Regions from separate parts of the Homo sapiens genome. Here region 2 is linked to region 1. A link is an interaction called in ENCODE POLR2A ChIA-PET data of the cell type or tissue named here. Cell type or tissue: HepG2. All regions are shown on one strand. Links, peaks and the distances in the headings refer to the core of each region. The heading gives the core; the rest is flanking DNA. Region 1 overlaps LOC105375423 (a long non-coding RNA gene). Region 2 holds the start of ZNF3 (zinc finger protein 3).

Region 1 (8,327 bases), core at 299-8,298:
TTGTCTTTGTGGAGAGGGTACCAGGTAGGTCTTTTTTCCTCTGAGCAATTATTAAACCTGTGTTCCTTATGAACTGTATTGTTCTGTTTGAAAGCCCCTGTCTGGCACGCAAAACAAGACCAAAATTAATAGAGTTGGGCAAACTACTGAAAACTATATATATTTGCAATCAAAACTTCAAGAAAAAGCAATAACAATCCTCATTAAAGAGGTTAGCACTGGCCAGGTGTGGTGGCTCACGCCTGTAGTCTTAGCACTTTGGTAGACCAGTGCAGGAGGATGGCTTGAGCCCGGGAGTTCCAGACCACCCTGGGCAACATGGCAAAACCTCGTCCTTACCAAGAAAATATACAAAAATTCCCTGGGTATAGTGGCACACGCCTGTAGTCCCAGCTACTCAGGAGGCTGAGATGGGAGGATTGCCTGAGCCCAGGAGTTTGAGGCTGCAGTGAGCGTGATCACATCACTGCACTCCAGTCTGGGTGATGGAGGAAGACTCAGTCAAAAAAAAAGAAAAAAAAAAGGTAGGAGCTTTCCTCAAACATCTTCTCTGTCCATTCAAATGTCTTTGTTGTAACTGAATCGCAGGGTTCAGTCACTTGCTATTTGCAGAGTCTGATTAACAAGAGCAAAGTGTGGTATAAAGTGACCTTTTTTTTTTTTTTTGAGACAGAGTCTCACTCTGTTACCCGGCTGGAGTGCAGTGGCACGATCTCGGCTCACTGCAACCTTTGCCTCCCAGATTCAAGCGATTCTCCTGTCTCAGCCTCCCGAGGAGCTGGGATTACAGGCGCCTGCCGCCACACTCGGCTAAGTTTTCTATTTTTATTAGAAACGGCGTTTCACCATGATGGCCAGGCTGACCTCGAACTCCTGACCTCAGGTGATCTACCTGCCTCGGCCTCCCAAAGTCCTGGGATGTCAGGCGTGAGCCACCATGCCCGGCCAGTATCTGTAGCTCTTAGCCCTGGGTCAGTTTCTCCAGAGGAACACCTTCCAGTCTCCTTCCTGAAAAGTCCAAGCCCAGCCACCACTCTATACCAACAGAAGTAAAGACTTAACCATTGAAGGTGGGAGAAGGAAGTTTAGGGCTGCCCATCCATGGTGGGTCTGAGATCCCACACCCCTCAGGCCAGCAATCAGACCCCGCTGGCCTGAGGAATACCGGGCACAGTTGAGGGTGTGGACGCTACAGAGAAAACAAGAGGATTAAATAGATATTTACCTCCCGAATGGTGAGACCCTCCCTCATCCCTGCTCAGATGGCTACTTTTATCTAGAACAGGAGATGGCAAACATTTTTCTATAAAGGGCCAGATAGGCAGGGCACAGTGGCTCACACCTGTAGGAGGTGGGAGGATCGCTTGAACCCAGGAAGCAGAGGTTACAGTAAGCCAAGATCGTGCCACTGCCCTCAACCCTGGGTGACAGAGTGAGACCCCATAGCAAAAAAAAAAAAAAAACTAATTTTTGTCTGTAGGCATAAGGGTTGCTGGCTCTTTCTCCCTCATGCAGCCTCCAAGATGTACTATGGAAATTTAGACATTTATGAATTGCCTTGCAATGGAAAGGTAGTAACAGCAACTTCGAGAGTTCCTGCCAAGTTCTACCCCGAGTGGAACAAGTTGCTGATTGTTCCCTTCCCTGGATTTTAACCAAGGTGATAAATACAGTGGGAGGAGATATCTGGGAGAGGTAGAGGCTTTGACTCCAGACCTTGAGCTTTTTTTTTTTTTTTTTTTTTTTTTTGAGACAGAGTCTCACTCTGTTGCCCAGGCTGGAGTACAGTGTTGCAATCTTGGCTCACTACAACCTCTGCCTCCCCGGTTCAAGCGATTCTCCTGCCTCAGCCTCACAAGTAGCTGGGATTACAGGCGACCACCATCACCCCTGGCTAATTTTTGTATTTTTAGTAGAGACAGGGTTTTACTATGTTGGTTAGGCTGGTATCAAACTCTTGACCCCAAGTGATCCGCCCGCCTCGGCCTTCCAAAGTGCTGGGATTACAGGCATGAGCCACCGTGCCAGCTGATCTTGAGTTTATGGAAGTCAGAAACTTTGTCCCTAAGCAATAAAAATAGTTTTTTTTTTCTTTTTCTTCTTTTTTTTTTTTTTTTTTTTTTTTGCCTTTGGGTTCAAGTGATCCTCCTGCCTCAGTCTCCCAAGTAGCTGGGACTACAGGTGCATGCCACCACACCTGGCTAATTTTTTATATTTTGTAGAAACAGGATCTTGCTGGCTGGGCGCAGTGGCTCATGCCTGTAATCCCAGCACTTTGGGTGGCTGAGGCGGGTGGATCACCTGAGGTCAGGAGTTCAAGACCAGCCTGACCAACATGGTGAAACCCCATCTCTACTAAAAATACAAAAATTAGCCAGGCGTGGTGGTACATGCCTGCAATCCCAGCTACTTAGGAGGCTGAGGCAAGAGAATCACTTGAACCCAGGAGGTAGAGGCTGCAGTGAGCCAAGATTATGCGATTGCACTATAGCCTGAGCAACAAAAGCAAAACTTTGTCTCAAAAAAAAAAAAAAAAAAAAAACCAGGGTCTTGCTTCGTTGCCCAGGCTGGTCTTGAACTCCTGGCTCAAGTGATCCTCCTGCCTCGGCCTCCCAAAATGCTGGGATTACAGGTTTGAGCCACCACCCCGCCCCCACCTTTCTTAGTTGCAGGGGCAGAATGGGGGTTTGGAATACAAAAGAGCTGTTCCTGCTACTTACACATACATATTTTTAAGCAAGTCAGTTCTCCTAGCTAAGTCTTAATGTCTTTATCTCTAAAATGGGGATAACCCACCCTACCTCATTGGGTATTTGTGTAGATTAATAAAATAGCAGGTAAAAATCCCTGTCATATCAAGGGTGTTCAAAAAATGGCAAATATTATCATTCTGATTTATCTAGACAAGGAAACTCCAAGATGTTAAGGCATCATCCAAAGGGCACACAGCTCATTAGGGGTAGGAGCAGGAATACAATTTGTTTTCTTGACTCTCCAGCTAATATTCTTGCTTCTAACCTGTACTACTTGAAAAGGAGGCTTTAGTTCTTTTTATTGTATTTATTTATGTATGTATGTATGTATGTATGTATTTATTTATTTATTTTGAGATGGAGTTTTGCTCTTGTCGCACAGGCTAGAGTGCAATGGCGCCCTGTCACCTCACTGCAACCTCCACCTCCAGGGTTCAAGCAATTCTCCTGCCTCAGCCTCCCAAGTAGCTGGGATTACAGGCGCATACCATCATGCCTGGCTAATTTTTGTATTTTTAGCAGAGACAAGGTCTCACCATGTTGGCCAGGCTGGTCTCGCCTGACCTCGGGTGATCCACCTACCTCAGCCTCCCAAAGTGCTGGGATTACAGGCGTGAGCCACCACACCTGGCCTAGTTCTTTTTTTTTTTTTTTTTTTTGAGAAAGAGTTTCTCTCTTATTGCCCAGACTGGAGTGCAATGGCACCATCTCGACTCACTGCAACCTCCGCCTCCCAGCTCAAGCGATTCTCCCGCCTCAGCCTCCAGAGTAGCTGGGATTACAGGTGCCCACCACCAGGCCCGGTTAATTTTTTGTATTTTTTTAGTAGAGACAGGGTTTCACCATGTAGGTCAGGCTTGTCTCAAACTCCTGACCTCAGGTGATCCACCCGCCTCAGCATCCCAAAGTGCTGGGATTGCAGGTGTGAAGTACCGCACTTGGCACCCCCTCCTTTTTTTTTTTTTTAACCATGTTTGAATTGCTAAGGTAAGAAAAGTGTCAGGGCTGCAGGATGTTAGGAAATAAAGATTCTCCCCTTTTCTTTCTTTCTTTTTTTAGAGACAGGATCTCGCTCTGACACCCAGGATGGAGTGCAGTGGTGTGATCGTACCTCATTATAGCCTCCAACTCTTGGCCTCAAGCGATCCTCCTGCCTCGGTCTCCCAAGTAGCTAGGACTATAGGCACATGCCACCACGCTCAGCTAATTTTTGTATTTTTTGTAGACACAGAATCTTCCCATGTTGCTCAGGCTGATCTCAAACTCCTGGCCTCAAGCAATCCTCCCGCCTCAGCCTCACAAATTGCTGGGATTACAGGTGTGAGCCACCATGCCCCACCCCAGTTCTCCCCTTTTCTAACACCACCCTTCCTACCACCTTGGTTTCTGCTGCAGACAACAGGCCCCCTCCTATCACGGCCAGACTTTGAGCAAAGCTGGCTTTTCTGTACCACATAGTACAGGAGGTATTGGCAAGCACCACTCCTGCCCCACCTTTGCCCCTCCTGCCTACTCTTCCCCCATCCATCTCCACCCCGAGTCTCACCCCCTCCGGATGCAGGCTCTCTTCCCCTGAGCAGAGCTGCTCTTCCTGGGCAGTTACAAAGATTCTTTGTAATGTGTTTACAGGAGGAGGGGGTGAGAGCGGGGCCTGGCTGTACTGATGGGCCCACCAGCCCTGTTTACATAAGCAGAGAAGGAGCCAAAACAGATGACCCTGTAGCTCAGGGACCTAGATTAAACACATAACCAAAGTCCAGAGCCCTGTGCCCCAGCCGCCCAGTTTCTAGGCTACACCACACAGAAGCAGCATGGAGGAGCCTCTTGACCCAGGGAGGGTTGTTGACTCGGCTGGGTGAGAGATGTTTGCACAGAGAGGGAACTAGCAGGGCCATCTGGCTGTTCTCCTGCTAAGCGCTGGGCATTTGCAGGTCAGGCACCCTCAGGATTCCAGGGCCCCTGGGAAGGCAGCCCCAGCCAATACTGTTTCTTCTTTGGGGAAATTTCTAAAACATTGTTATTTTTACATTTTTCGCCCGGTAATTATACCCAACCCAAATAAACTGTGAAGTTTTATTTTGCGAGGTGGTGAGAAATGCAGTTCTCCGCATTTAAAACATGGCGATGGCTGGCACCTAAAAGTCCTCTGCAGTTTACAAAGCATTGCCACCTCCACAATGTCATACCGTCCTCAGAGTAGCTAAGTGGGTAGCTATTTGCCAAAACCATCCCTATTTTACAGATGAGGGAGTCAAGACTTAGAGAGGTCGGGTCACTTGCACAAACCACACGCCCAACAAGAGTGACTCCAAATTTTACACCCCTACTACTCTGACCCCTACTTCCTCTCCATTGGGCTGTAAAATAAGGCAAGAAGAGAGCTTGTTCCAATACATAATCACCTTGCAGGTGGCTCCCAGGAGAGAGTGTCACATCTCATCTCAGACATGCTGGAAGCCGAAGTGGTCAGCCTCAAGGGGCACTTAGAGGGCCCTGCAGTCCACCCAAGGACACCACCAGCGGGGCGTTCCCAGTACGCCACTCAAAGCCTTACGTGGAGAGGCCAGGCGCAGTGGCGCAGACCTGTAATCCCAGCACTTTAGGGAGGCTGAGGCGGGTGGATCACCGAGGTCAGGAGTTCGAGACCAGCCTGGCCAACATGGCGAAACCCTGTCTCTATTAAAAATATAAAAATTAGCTGGGTGTGGTGGCAGGCACCTGTAATCCCAGCTACTTGGGAGGCTGAGCAGGAGAATCACTTGAACCTGGGAGGCGGAGGTTGCAGTGAGCTGAGATTGCCCCATTGCGCACCAGCCTGGGCAACAAGAATGAAACTCCGTCTCAAAAAAAGAAAAAAAAGAGAAAAGAAATAAAATGCCTTATGTGGAGAGACTGAGCCCCCAACTATGTGAAACTGCATGAAACATACACAGAGCATCCCACCACTAGCTGAAATCATGGAGATAAGAGAGGGAACGTGTTTAGAATCACAGAAACTTTCCTCCAAGTTTGTTTCCTCTTGTCTCCTCGTGGGCTTTGTCTCCCCGCATTCAAACCTGTACAATCTACCTGAAGCCATTACCTGAGTCCCAATTAGTGTTCTTTCTACTTTCTCCTACTTCTTTATCCTCCCTTTTACAACCCAAAACACCAAACCTACCCGAAAGGCATCATCATTCCATCTTCTTCGCCGCCTTTGTCTCTCTGCCTCTTTTTTTTGTTGTTTGTTTGTTTGTTTTGTTTTGTTTTGAGACAGGGTCTCACTCTGTGGCCCAGGCTGGAGTACAGTGGCACGATCTAGTCTCACTGCAGCCTCAGTCTACTGAGCTCGAGCGATCCTCCCACCTCAGCCTCCTGAGTAGCTAGGACCACAGGCACGCACCACCACACCTGGCTAATTTTTTAAATTTTTTGTAGAGACAAGGCCTCAGTATGTTACCCAGGCTGGTCTCAAACTCCTGGTCTCAATGATCCTCCCACATTGGCCTCCCAAACTGTTGGGATTACAGGTGTGAGCCACCAGGCCCGGCCTGTCTCTGTCTCTTAACCCCAACTCTACTGCTCCATCCAAATAGCTTTGCCCAGTTTCACTGATTAGAACTTCTCTGCCACCCAAAGGTCCCAGCTCTGCTCCCATCACCCTTAGTCCAGCCCCAGCATCTGGCTCAGCCACCAGGTCCTCCTGGGCTTTTCTTTCTTGTCACTGTCAAATCCTGGTTCCCCTGCCTTCTCCTCAATTTATGTATTTATTGTTTACACACACACACACACACACACACACACACACACACACACACACATATATATATTTTTTTTTGAGATGGAGTCTCGCTCTGTCGCCAGGCTGGAGTGCAGTGGCATGATCTTGGCTCACTGCAACCTCTACCCCCCAGATTCAAGCGATTCTCCTGCCTCAGCCTCCCAAGTAGCTGGGACTACAGGCGCCCGCCACCACACCCAGCTAATTTTTGTATTTTTAGTAGAGACTGGGTTTCATCATGTTGGCCAGGATGATCTCAATCGCTTGACCTCATGATCCGCCCGCCCACCTCAGCCTCTCGAAGTGCTGAGATTACAGGCATGAGCCACCATGCCTGGCCCTTTTTTTTTTTTTTTTTTTTTAGACAGAGTTTTTGCTCTTGTTCCCCAGGCTGGAGTGCAGTGGCGCAATCTCGGCTCATTGCAACCTCCACCTCCCAGGTTCAAGTGATCCTTCTGCCTCAGCCTCCTGAGTAACTGGGATTACAGGTGCGCACCACCACACCTGGCTAATTTTTAAAATATTTTTAGTAGAGAGAGGGTTTCACCATGTTAACCAACCTGGTCTCGAACTCCTGACCTCAAGTGATCCACCCACCTTGGCCTCCCAAAGTGCTGCAATTACAGGCATGGGCCACTGCGCCCAGCCTGTATTTTATTTATTTTGAGACAGAGTCTCACTCTGTTGCCCAGGCTAAAGCGCAGTGGCACAATCTCTCCTCCTCCGGGGTTCAAGTGATTCTTGTTCCTCAGCCTCCCAAGTAGCTGAAATTACAGGCATGTGCCACCACGCGTGGCTAATTATTTTGTATTTTAGTAGAGACAGGGTTTCGCCATGTTGGCCAGGCTGGTCTCGAACTCCTGACCTCAAGCGATCCACCTGCCTCAGCCTCTCAAAATGCTGGGATCACAGGCGTTAGCCACCATGCCCTGCCCCAACCCCAATTTATTCTTTAGTGATCACGTTTCTGTAACAACTGTGTGACTGTGTTTTGCAGCTTTTAAACTAGTTTTACGCAAATGTATATAGAGGTACCTTCATACAGAGTCTCATTTACAAGTTAACTTCGCCTCCCCGTAGGATCTGTGTTCATTTCCTGCTGAAATTGCTAAATGTGGCTTGTTTGTTTTTTTCTGTCTTCATCTTCAATGTGCCTGGATTCTTCCTGCTATCATGCTTTTAACCAACCTACATTCAGGTCTTTCATTACCTTCCTGATAAAGTGCTATTTATAAGTTTTCAGTACTCTTTCTACTTTGAAGCCCTGACTTCTTTTCCCCCAACCACTTTATTCTCTCTCTACAGTCACTGGTTTTTTGTTTTTGTTTTTGTTTCGTTTGTTTGTTTTTTTTTTGAGATGGAGTCTCACTGTGTTGCCCAAGCTGGTCTTAAACTCCTGGGCTCAAGCCCTCCTCCCACCTCAGCCTCCCGAGTAGCTGGGATTACAGACGTGAACAACCACACTGGCTCTTCTCTGTCTACATTCAGCACCACCATAGATTATTTTTTGTTTTTTGGGGTTTTGTTTTGTTTTGTTTTGTTTGAGACAGAGTCTCCCTCTGTTGCCCAGGCCGGAGTACAGTGTACAGTGGCGCGATATTGGCTCACTGCAACGTCTGCCTCCTGGGCTTAACCGATTCTCATTCCTCAGCCTCCGGAGTGGCTGGGAATGCAGGCGTGCACCACCACACCCGGCTGATTTTTGTATTTTTAGTAGAAATGGGGTTTCACCATGTTGGCCAGGCTGGTCTCGAACTCCTGACCTCAAGTGATCCACCTATCTCGGCCTCCCAAAGTGCTGGAATTACAGGTGT
Region 2 (8,327 bases), core at 315-8,314, 76 kb after region 1:
AGAGACAGGAGTCCAAGATAGAAGGTGAGGGTCCATGATTCAGCAGGACAGAACCATGGGCCTGATGGAGGAGATCAGGGTTTAAAGCTCTGAATGGGATGTCATTGCACAGAAAATGGAAAGGAAAAGGATAAACGGAACCACAGCTCACCTGGGACTTGGCCTTTAGGAGCGCAGCCGCCAACATCTCATCCCCCAGGCTGTCCTTGTCGGAAAAGGCAGGAACTTTTGAAGGAAGAGCTGAAGGGCAATAAAAGGGCCCAGGAATGAGTCCATCTGCTCTGTGACCTCCCAACCTGCTGACTTCCCAACCCACAGAAAGCTCCCGGGGTCCTGGGACAACACAGGACCCTCTCTCTCACATTTCTAAGTTTGCTTCCTCTGCAGCTAGCTACAGTGTGTCCAACAAAGGCAAACTCAGAGCGAGTCCATCCTGCCTGAGCAGATGGCCACAGGCCTGGTCATTCTTAGTCTCCAGTCTGTCCCAGGTCCCCTCTTCTCTCCAGTCACTCTTCTCTCAATGAAACCGCCCAGTCCTATCTTAGTGATTACTGCATTCTTGTCCATTCACCCAAGCTTGGCCAGAAACATATGATCCCGCTCTTGCATGAAGTTCTATTTTTTTTTTTTTTGAGGTGGGTTTTGCTATGTTGCCCAGGCTGGTCTCAAACTCCTGGGCTCAAGTGATCCTCCTGCCTCAGCCTCCCAAATAGCTGGGATTACAGTCGTGTGCCACTGCACCCAGCATGAAGTTCTTAGACCAGAGAAAAACCAGCAGCTTCACCCCAGCCCTGACTGGAAACACAATGCCCACAGCTCCTTTCTCTCCACCCCAGATCAAATCTGTACACTAAAAATGTTCCCTGTTTCTGTGTTGAATCTCTTACCTTTTTCTGCAATTCTTTTTTTTTTTTCTTTTTGAGGTGGCGTCTCACTCTGTCACCCAGGCTGGAGTGCAGTGGCGTGATCTCGGCTCACTGCAACCTCCACCTCCCGGGTTCAAGCAATTCTCCTGCCTCAGCCTCTGGAGGAGCTGGGACTACAGGTGCGTGCCACCATGCCCGGCTAATTTTTTGTATTTTTAGTAGAGATGCGGTTTCACTGTGTTGGCCAAGATGGTCTCAATTTCCTGACCTTGTGATCTGCCCGCCTCAGCCTCCCTAAGTGCTGGGATTACAGAAGTGAGCCACCGCGCTCGGCCGCAAAGTATACTTTAGTGGCTTCCTATTCACTCTGTCTTTTTGTCTATGACCCATAAAATGATTCCGAAGCGCCTCCTCTAAAAGCATGCTCCTAAAAAGCACAAACTATGCCTATGAAGTCGGCTGCATAGAATGCCCGAGAAATGGAATGATTGACACGGTTTCATTAATCTCGCGTGAGGTACTCACAACCCCTCAAAACTGCCTCAGTGGCCAGGCGCGGTGGGTCATGCCTGTAATTTCAACACTTTGGGAGGCCAAGGTGGGCACTGAGGTCAGGAGTTTAAGACCAGCCTGACCAACATGGCAAAACCCCGTCTCTACAAAAATTAGCCGGGCATGGTGACGGGCGCCTGCAGTCCCAGCTACATGGGAGGCTGAGGCAGGAGAATCACTTGAACCCAGGAGGCGGAGGTTGCAGTGAGCCGAGATTGTGCCACTGCACTCTAGCCTGAGCAACAGAGCAAGACTCCATCTCAAAAAAAACAAAACAAAACAAAACAATCTGCCTCAATTATCAAACCTATCAAGCTGTCATTGATTACTGTTCGGTCAGCTTCCCCACTAGGCTGTGAGTTACTGAATGGCGAAGAGTGTGTCTTATTCACATCTGGATTCTAGTAGTTAGCCTAGTACCTGGTAAGTGAGCGATTTCAATGGATGATTGCAGAATGACTGAGTAAAAGAATGAATGAGTCCTTATTCCTCACCACTGTCAAGCAGGGCCTGAGGTTCCTGAGATACGAGATCAGCCTGAGTTTCCATGGAAGGGCAAGGTGCTCTCTGGTCTCCTGGGTGCAGACTCAGCGGGAAGCGGGTTTTAAAAGAGAATGAGGAAGCACTGCAGAAGCAAAAGTTCAAGGTTCAAAGATAATTCAAAAAAACCTCCTGAATACAGAAAGATGGGAGCTAGTATTTCAGTGAGTACCCAGGAACAGTGAGAAGAAATGTGGCAACTGGGACTAGTCTTTTATTTTCTTTTATTTTTTAATTTTTTTTTTCCTTTTTGTGGAGAACAGGGTCTCGCTATATTGCCCAGGCAGGTCTGGAACTCCTGGGCTCAAGCTATCCTCCCACCTGTTGCCTCCCTGAGAGCTGGGATTACAGGCGTGAGCCACCGCGCCCGGTATTTTTAAATTTTCTTTATTTTTTTTAAGACGGAATTTCACTCTTGTCACCCAGGCTGGAGTGCAATGGCGCAATCTCATCTCACTGCCACCTCTGCCTCCCGGGTTCAAGCGATTCTCCTGCCTTAGCCTCCCAAGTAGCTGGGATTACAGGCACGCACCACCATGCCTGGCTAATTTTTGTATTTTTAGTAGAGGTGGGATTTCACCATGTCAGCCAGGCTGGTCTCAAACTCCTGATCTCAGGTGATCCGCCCACCCCAGCCTCCCCAAGTGCTAGGATTACAGGTGTGAGCCACCATGCCCAGCCTCAGACTAGTCTTTTAGATCCTGGTAAATATACTCCCTGAAATGAGACTATCACAAGGACCACAAAAAGGGCCCAAGTTCCTCAACAATATCCCGCCTTTGGCTGCCCCCATCACTTTGAGTAATATTTATAACAAAATGCAGGAGCGGGTATATACATTCACTGGCATAAAAAGACTACTCCCAGGCTGGGCACGGTGGCTCATGCCTGTAATCCCAGCACTTTGGGAGGCTGAGGCAGGCAAATCACGAGGTCAGGAGTTCGAGACCAGCCTGGCCAGGATGATGAAACCCCATCTCTACTAAAAATACAAAAAATTAGCTGGGCATGGTGGTGTGTGCCTGTAATCCCAGCTACTCAGGAAGCTGAAGCAGGAGAATCACTTGATCCCAGGAGGTGGAGGTTGCAGTGAGCCGAGATCACGCCACTGCACTCCAGTCTGGGCAATAGACAGAGACTCTGCCTCAAAAAAAAAAAAAAAGAAAAAGAAAAGAAAAAATACAAAAATTAGCTGGGCATGGTGTTACATGCGCCTGTAATCCCAGCTACTTGGGAGGCTGAGGCAGGAGAATCGCTTGAACCCGGGAGGCAGAGGTGGCAGTGACCCAAGATCGCACCATTGTACTCCAGCCTGGGCAACAGTGAGACTCTGTCTCAAACAAAACAAAACAAAACAAAACAAACCAACCAACCCTGGATTTGATCTACCTCTCATTATCTCTTTACTCATTTGCTCACATAGCAAATGTTTGCTGAGGGCTAACTCTATTGCCACTCACAACTGCAAGGAGTAAAAAAATCGGGAATGCAAAAAGTATGTGCTTCATAATTACAGACTGTTACACTCACATAAGGCATCAAAGGAAGAGGAATGGATAAGAGAATGTTTGAGAGAATAAAAGAAAAAAAAAGAACAAAGGAAGAGGGGTCCTGTTTGAAAGTCAGTCGCAAGTTTGGGCAACTCTGGTCTTCGGGTAGCAGGGGATATAGAATGTCCAATACCAGAGCCCTTACACAGTGGAAAGCACTGACTCAGGCACAAGCCAGGCCACTGGCAATCAAGGTGACACACCTTCTTGCCACCATCGCCCTCCTAGCAGGGTCCCTTCAATGGTGTCTCAGAGCCAACCATCATATCCTCTTATCAACCACCTTTACAATCTCCGGAGCTATTTATGAGCTGACGCCCTCAACAAGTCAGCTTTCAGTACAAACTCCTAGAAAGGCAGGTCAAAGGTCTGACTCCAGAGAAAAAGGCAACAGCTCCCTCTCACAGCTGGGTTAAGTGAAGCTGGAACTCAAAGGCATATTGTTGAGAACAAGCACCCAGTGTCCAGATCAGTAAACAGCGTTTCTCACAGAAAGAAAACTCTCCATTGTGCCCCCATGGCTTCAGGTCCAGACAGGGCCCTTCCCCTGCTCTGTTGCCAGCCTCACTCCCTGGTGCTGCCCGTGGGGACCGAGATAGATGGCCTGGCAGTAAGAACAAGACACGGAAAGCTTTACCTGCCTGATTCTTTCCTTCCTTCTTTGAAGTCAGTCCCTAGAAGGCCAAAGGAGCAATTACTGGGAATTTAGCAGCCTCTGTTCAAGTTCCCGGGAATTCTGACTTTTGTTGATGCCAATGCTGTGTGATTAAGGGGAAAAAAAGGAATTTAAAATATTCATGCAAACGTCTTTTTTTTTCCATGAGACAGGGTCTGACTCTGCTGCTCAGGCTGGAGTGCAGTGAGTTTGAGCTCACTCCAGACTCAAACTCCTAAGTTCAAGTGATCCTCCCAGCTCAGCCTCCCAAGGAGCTGGGACTAAAGGTGTGCACTGCCACATCTGGCTGAGTTTTTTAAAATTCTTTTTGTAGAAATGCAGCCTCACTGTGTTGCTCAGGCTGGTCTCAATCTCCTGGCCTCAAGTGATTCTCCCACCTCAGCCTCCCAAAGTGCTGGGATTACAGGCATGAGCCACCGAGTCCAGCCTAAACTTCATTTCTAATCAAGACATTTAAAGAAAAGGAAAAAAAAGAGAATACTTATTATATGCTAATAAATACCAATTAAGACCACCACCACAACTAGTATTTGCGTTGCACCCGTGGAGAGATGAAAGGGAATGGTAGGTTCTCAGGTCCACCTCCACCCAGGGTAAGAAAGTTCTAACGTTCTGTCAGCTAACTTGCTAGACACTGTGCTCCGAACTACTTCAGCAGGGGATCCACATTGCACAGCTGAGCCATTAGAAGTCTTCAGGTGATTCGCTGAAAATCTATCTCCTTGGACCTTCACCGCACAGAGACCTAGTGCATCACAGAAATTCAATGACTGGCGACCTGCAGTGGCTCACGCCTGTAACCCCAGCACTTTAGGAGGCTGAGGTGGGAGGATTACTTGAGCCCAGGAGTTCCAGGCTATGGTGAGCCATGATGGCACCACGGCACTCCAGCCGGGGGCAACAGAGCAAGACCTTAATACACACACAAACATTTTAAAAGGAAAAAAAAAAAAAAGGCCGGGCGCGGTGGCTAACGCCTGTAATCCCAACACTTTGGGAGGCCAAGGCAGGTGGATCACTTGAGGCCAGGAGTTGCAGACCAGCCTGGCCAAAAGGGCGGAACCCCGTCTCTACTAAAAATACAAAAAATTCGCCGGAGGTGGTGGCGGGCGCCTGTAGTCCCAACCACTCGGGAGGCTGAAGCAGGAGAAGCGCTTGAACCGGGAGGCGGAGGTTGCAGTGAGCCGAGATCGCGCCACTGCACTCCAGAGACAGTCTCAAAAATAAATAAAAATTAATTTTTTTAAAAAAAGAGCTTCAATAACAGAATCTTCTCCTTCCACCCGACTGTCCATCAAACACGTATAATCAAATGATGCCCACTCTCCACAGATGTCTTTTCTGGAGAAAATAATACGCTCGTTCCTCTAATTAGCCCATCGGTTTCAGGTTCATCACTCTGCTATCTTCTCCTGGAGTTTACAAAAGCCCTTCAGAGTGTAAACACCGATGTGGATTCAATCCCACTTCCGGAGAGAGGATCAAACCAGGAATCTAATACAACTGAAAACGGAGCCTGAGCCAGGTGTATCACGCGATGCACTGGGCTCCAGCAGGATTACCCCTGGAATCGGCGTCTGCACCCACTCCCAGCCCTCGTGCTAACTGCGTACGCTTAGCAGAATTTCTCTGATCCTTGGACCCAGCTGCGTAAAAATAAACTTCCTCTCCTGCCACGGGCGCGAATAACTGTGTTAACATCAAATAAAAACGTCTGGGAGAAATACCAAGTTAGGGTCGCTGTCATTAGCTGCTTTCAAGAGAGAGGCGCCCCTACCGCTCTGCTGAAACTTTTAAACGCTCCAGCTGGGTCGCCGTTAAAGTCACAAAACCAGAACCGGAGCCCCATTACTAACCCCTACGCAGGATCCCGCTAGGCTAGGGGGATCCCTGGGGAAGCGGAGTAGAGGACGGGCTGCAGGGGACGGAGGGGCGCCTCCCCGAACCCTGCTCCGGGCCGGCCGGGGGACCCTGCGGGCCGCAGTGGCACAGACACCACCCCCTTCCCCGGCGACCACAGCCTCCGTCTCACCGCGAGACCCGGGGACGCGTGGACTCACCCTGGGGGCAGGGACGACAGATTTGGGGGACCGGACACGGACCAGGCCCTGTTGGACCCTGTCACAGACCCACACACCGGGGACAGAACAAAGAACGGAAGTTCCCCCTCGTTTCGCTTCCGGGTCGGTTGTTCTTGCCACTCACCCGTACCCCCAACGCCCACTTGTTCTGTCTAGGAAAATGGGAGGTCCTCGCCTCTCTGTGGTTTGCTGACTCAGGGCGGCTGGCAGGCGGCGAGGGCAAGGAGCGCGATCGCTGACGCGGCACTCGGGGATCTTTCGCTGCGGGGGCTGGCCGGCTGCGCCCTCTGCTGGCCACGAATGTGCGAAAGCGGCCGACCACGGTCCTGGGCCTCAGGACATGTGCTCCAGCGTCGCCGGCCTTGGGGGCGGGCGGCGGGGGCGCGCGGGGATGTCGAGCCCGCGCTTCTCAGGCTGGCTCGCGAAGGGCAGCAGTAAACATACAATTATTGAAGGATTCATCAATATTAAAAAATGAACCCTGATTTAAAACTTGCCTCCGAACAAACCGAGTTTTTTTTGTTTCTTGTAAAAATGCCCCCTTTAAATTACCCACATCTGAAGAAAACATTCCAGTCCATCACAGAGTTGACATGAGGAAAAAACCCGTGTACAGGTGATGAGAGCAGAGAAGAGGAAGCTTACCGGCCGGGCGCGGAGGCTCACGCCTGTAATCCCAGCACTTTAGGAGGCCGAGGCGGGCGGATCACCTGAGGTCAGGAGTTCGAGACCAGCCTGGCCAACATGGCGAAACCCCGTCTCGACTAAAAATACAAAAAAATTACCCGGGCGTGGTGGCAGACGCCTGTAATCCCAGCTACTCTGGAGGCTGAGACAGGAGAATCGCTTGAACCCAGGAGGCGGAGGTTGCAGTGAGCCGACATCGCACCACTGTACTCCAGGCTGGCCACAGAGTGAGACTGTCTCAAAAAAAAAAAAAAGGAAGCTACAGGTGGAAGCGAGGCGGGGATAGTCAAGGAAGTGACCGTGTCCTGGAGACGCGGCAACCGTGGTGACCGCAGTCAACACAGTAAGCCCCAGCATTCGCATTGTAATTGAGCTCATTCAAGCTGAGCGCTCTCCAGTAGGGACTTTCCCCTGTAGGGAGCATGCGCATTTTGATTTCACCTGTCCTCAAACTGACCCTTTGCTCATTATCTTGGTAAAAAACACGCCCCTGGGTGGAAATTTAAGATGCTAATGAAACATGCAATGTATGAACAAGCCTGTACACCCACTGCGCATGTGCACCTAGAGGACCACCCAGAACATACTTACTAGTAACACTTCTCCCACCCCCTTATGAATAATCGTGTAAGACCCCTTACAAAGGGGGTCTCTCTAGAGCCAGCCTTTGCTGTTTCATCCTTAGGAGCAGCCCTCCCTGAACTAACTCTCTCTCTATCTCTCTCTCTCCCAGGGTGTACTGTCTACTCTGCACTTAACTTTCAAAATACTATTTTCCTTTTGCAATAAATTACTCTATGCTGGATTTCCTTTGACATGTGTTTCTTTTATTCTTTTTCCTTTTTTTTTTTTTTTTTTTGTTGTTGTTGTTGTTGAGAGGGAGTCTCACTCTTGTCACCCAGGCTGATTCTCGTGCCTCAGCCTCCCAAGTAGCTGGGACTACAGGCGTGTGATACCATACCCGGCTAATTTGTGTGTATTTTTAGTAGAGACAAGGTTTCACCATGTTGGTCAGGCTTGTCTCGAACTCCTTACCTCAAATGATCTGCCGCCTCAATCTCCCAAAGTGCTGGGGTTACAGGTGTGAGCCACCGCGCCCGGCCTCCTGTGTGTTTCTTGTTTAAATTTTTTTTTTCTTTTGAGACGGGGGTCTTACTCTGTCACCCAGGCTGGAGTGCAGTGTTGTGATTTCGGCTCACTGCAACCTCCACCTCACAAGGTCAAGTGATCCTCCCACCTCAGCCTCCCAAGTAGCTGGAACCCCAGATGCATGCCACCACGCCCGGCTACTTTTTTGTAGAGACAGAGGGTTTTCACCATGTTGCCCAGACTGGTCTCAAACTCCTGAGCTCAAGGGATCCGCCCACCTCAGCCT

The links. Peaks named below come from ENCODE experiments on the same cell type or tissue, not always from the same donor. Only the 100,000 strongest peaks of a DNase experiment are listed, where the experiment ranks them.
Region 2: POLR2A ChIA-PET joins it to region 1 with 13 read pairs; 22 of 35 experiments call an interaction of 5 or more read pairs at or near these places.

What each region holds. Positions count from the first base shown.
Region 1 is chr7:99,999,540-100,007,866 of GRCh38, forward strand. All of the region lies in intron 2 of LOC105375423 (a long non-coding RNA gene), which reads left to right. Among named protein-coding and RNA genes, the nearest start is that of ZKSCAN1, 12 kb to the right of the region's middle. RefSeq lists enhancers at 4,144-4,644, 4,247-4,541, 7,664-8,164, 8,165-8,327. In HepG2, for the core only: no CTCF peak of the experiment used is centred there; DNase peaks (open chromatin) are centred at 1,652 and 4,462.
Region 2 is chr7:100,075,391-100,083,717 of GRCh38, forward strand. It overlaps ZNF3 (zinc finger protein 3), which reads right to left and starts at 6,333. Exons shown (of 6, transcript NM_032924.5): 1 at 6,245-6,333; 2 at 4,146-4,266; 3 at 1,913-2,043; 4 at 152-240. The coding sequence starts at 1,967. RefSeq lists enhancers at 6,272-6,421, 6,578-7,559 and a silencer at 6,662-6,741. In HepG2, for the core only: a CTCF peak has its summit at 6,556 (motif pointing left); DNase peaks (open chromatin) are centred at 3,931, 5,661, 6,421, 7,371 and 2 weaker places; H3K4me3 peaks cover 3,587 bases.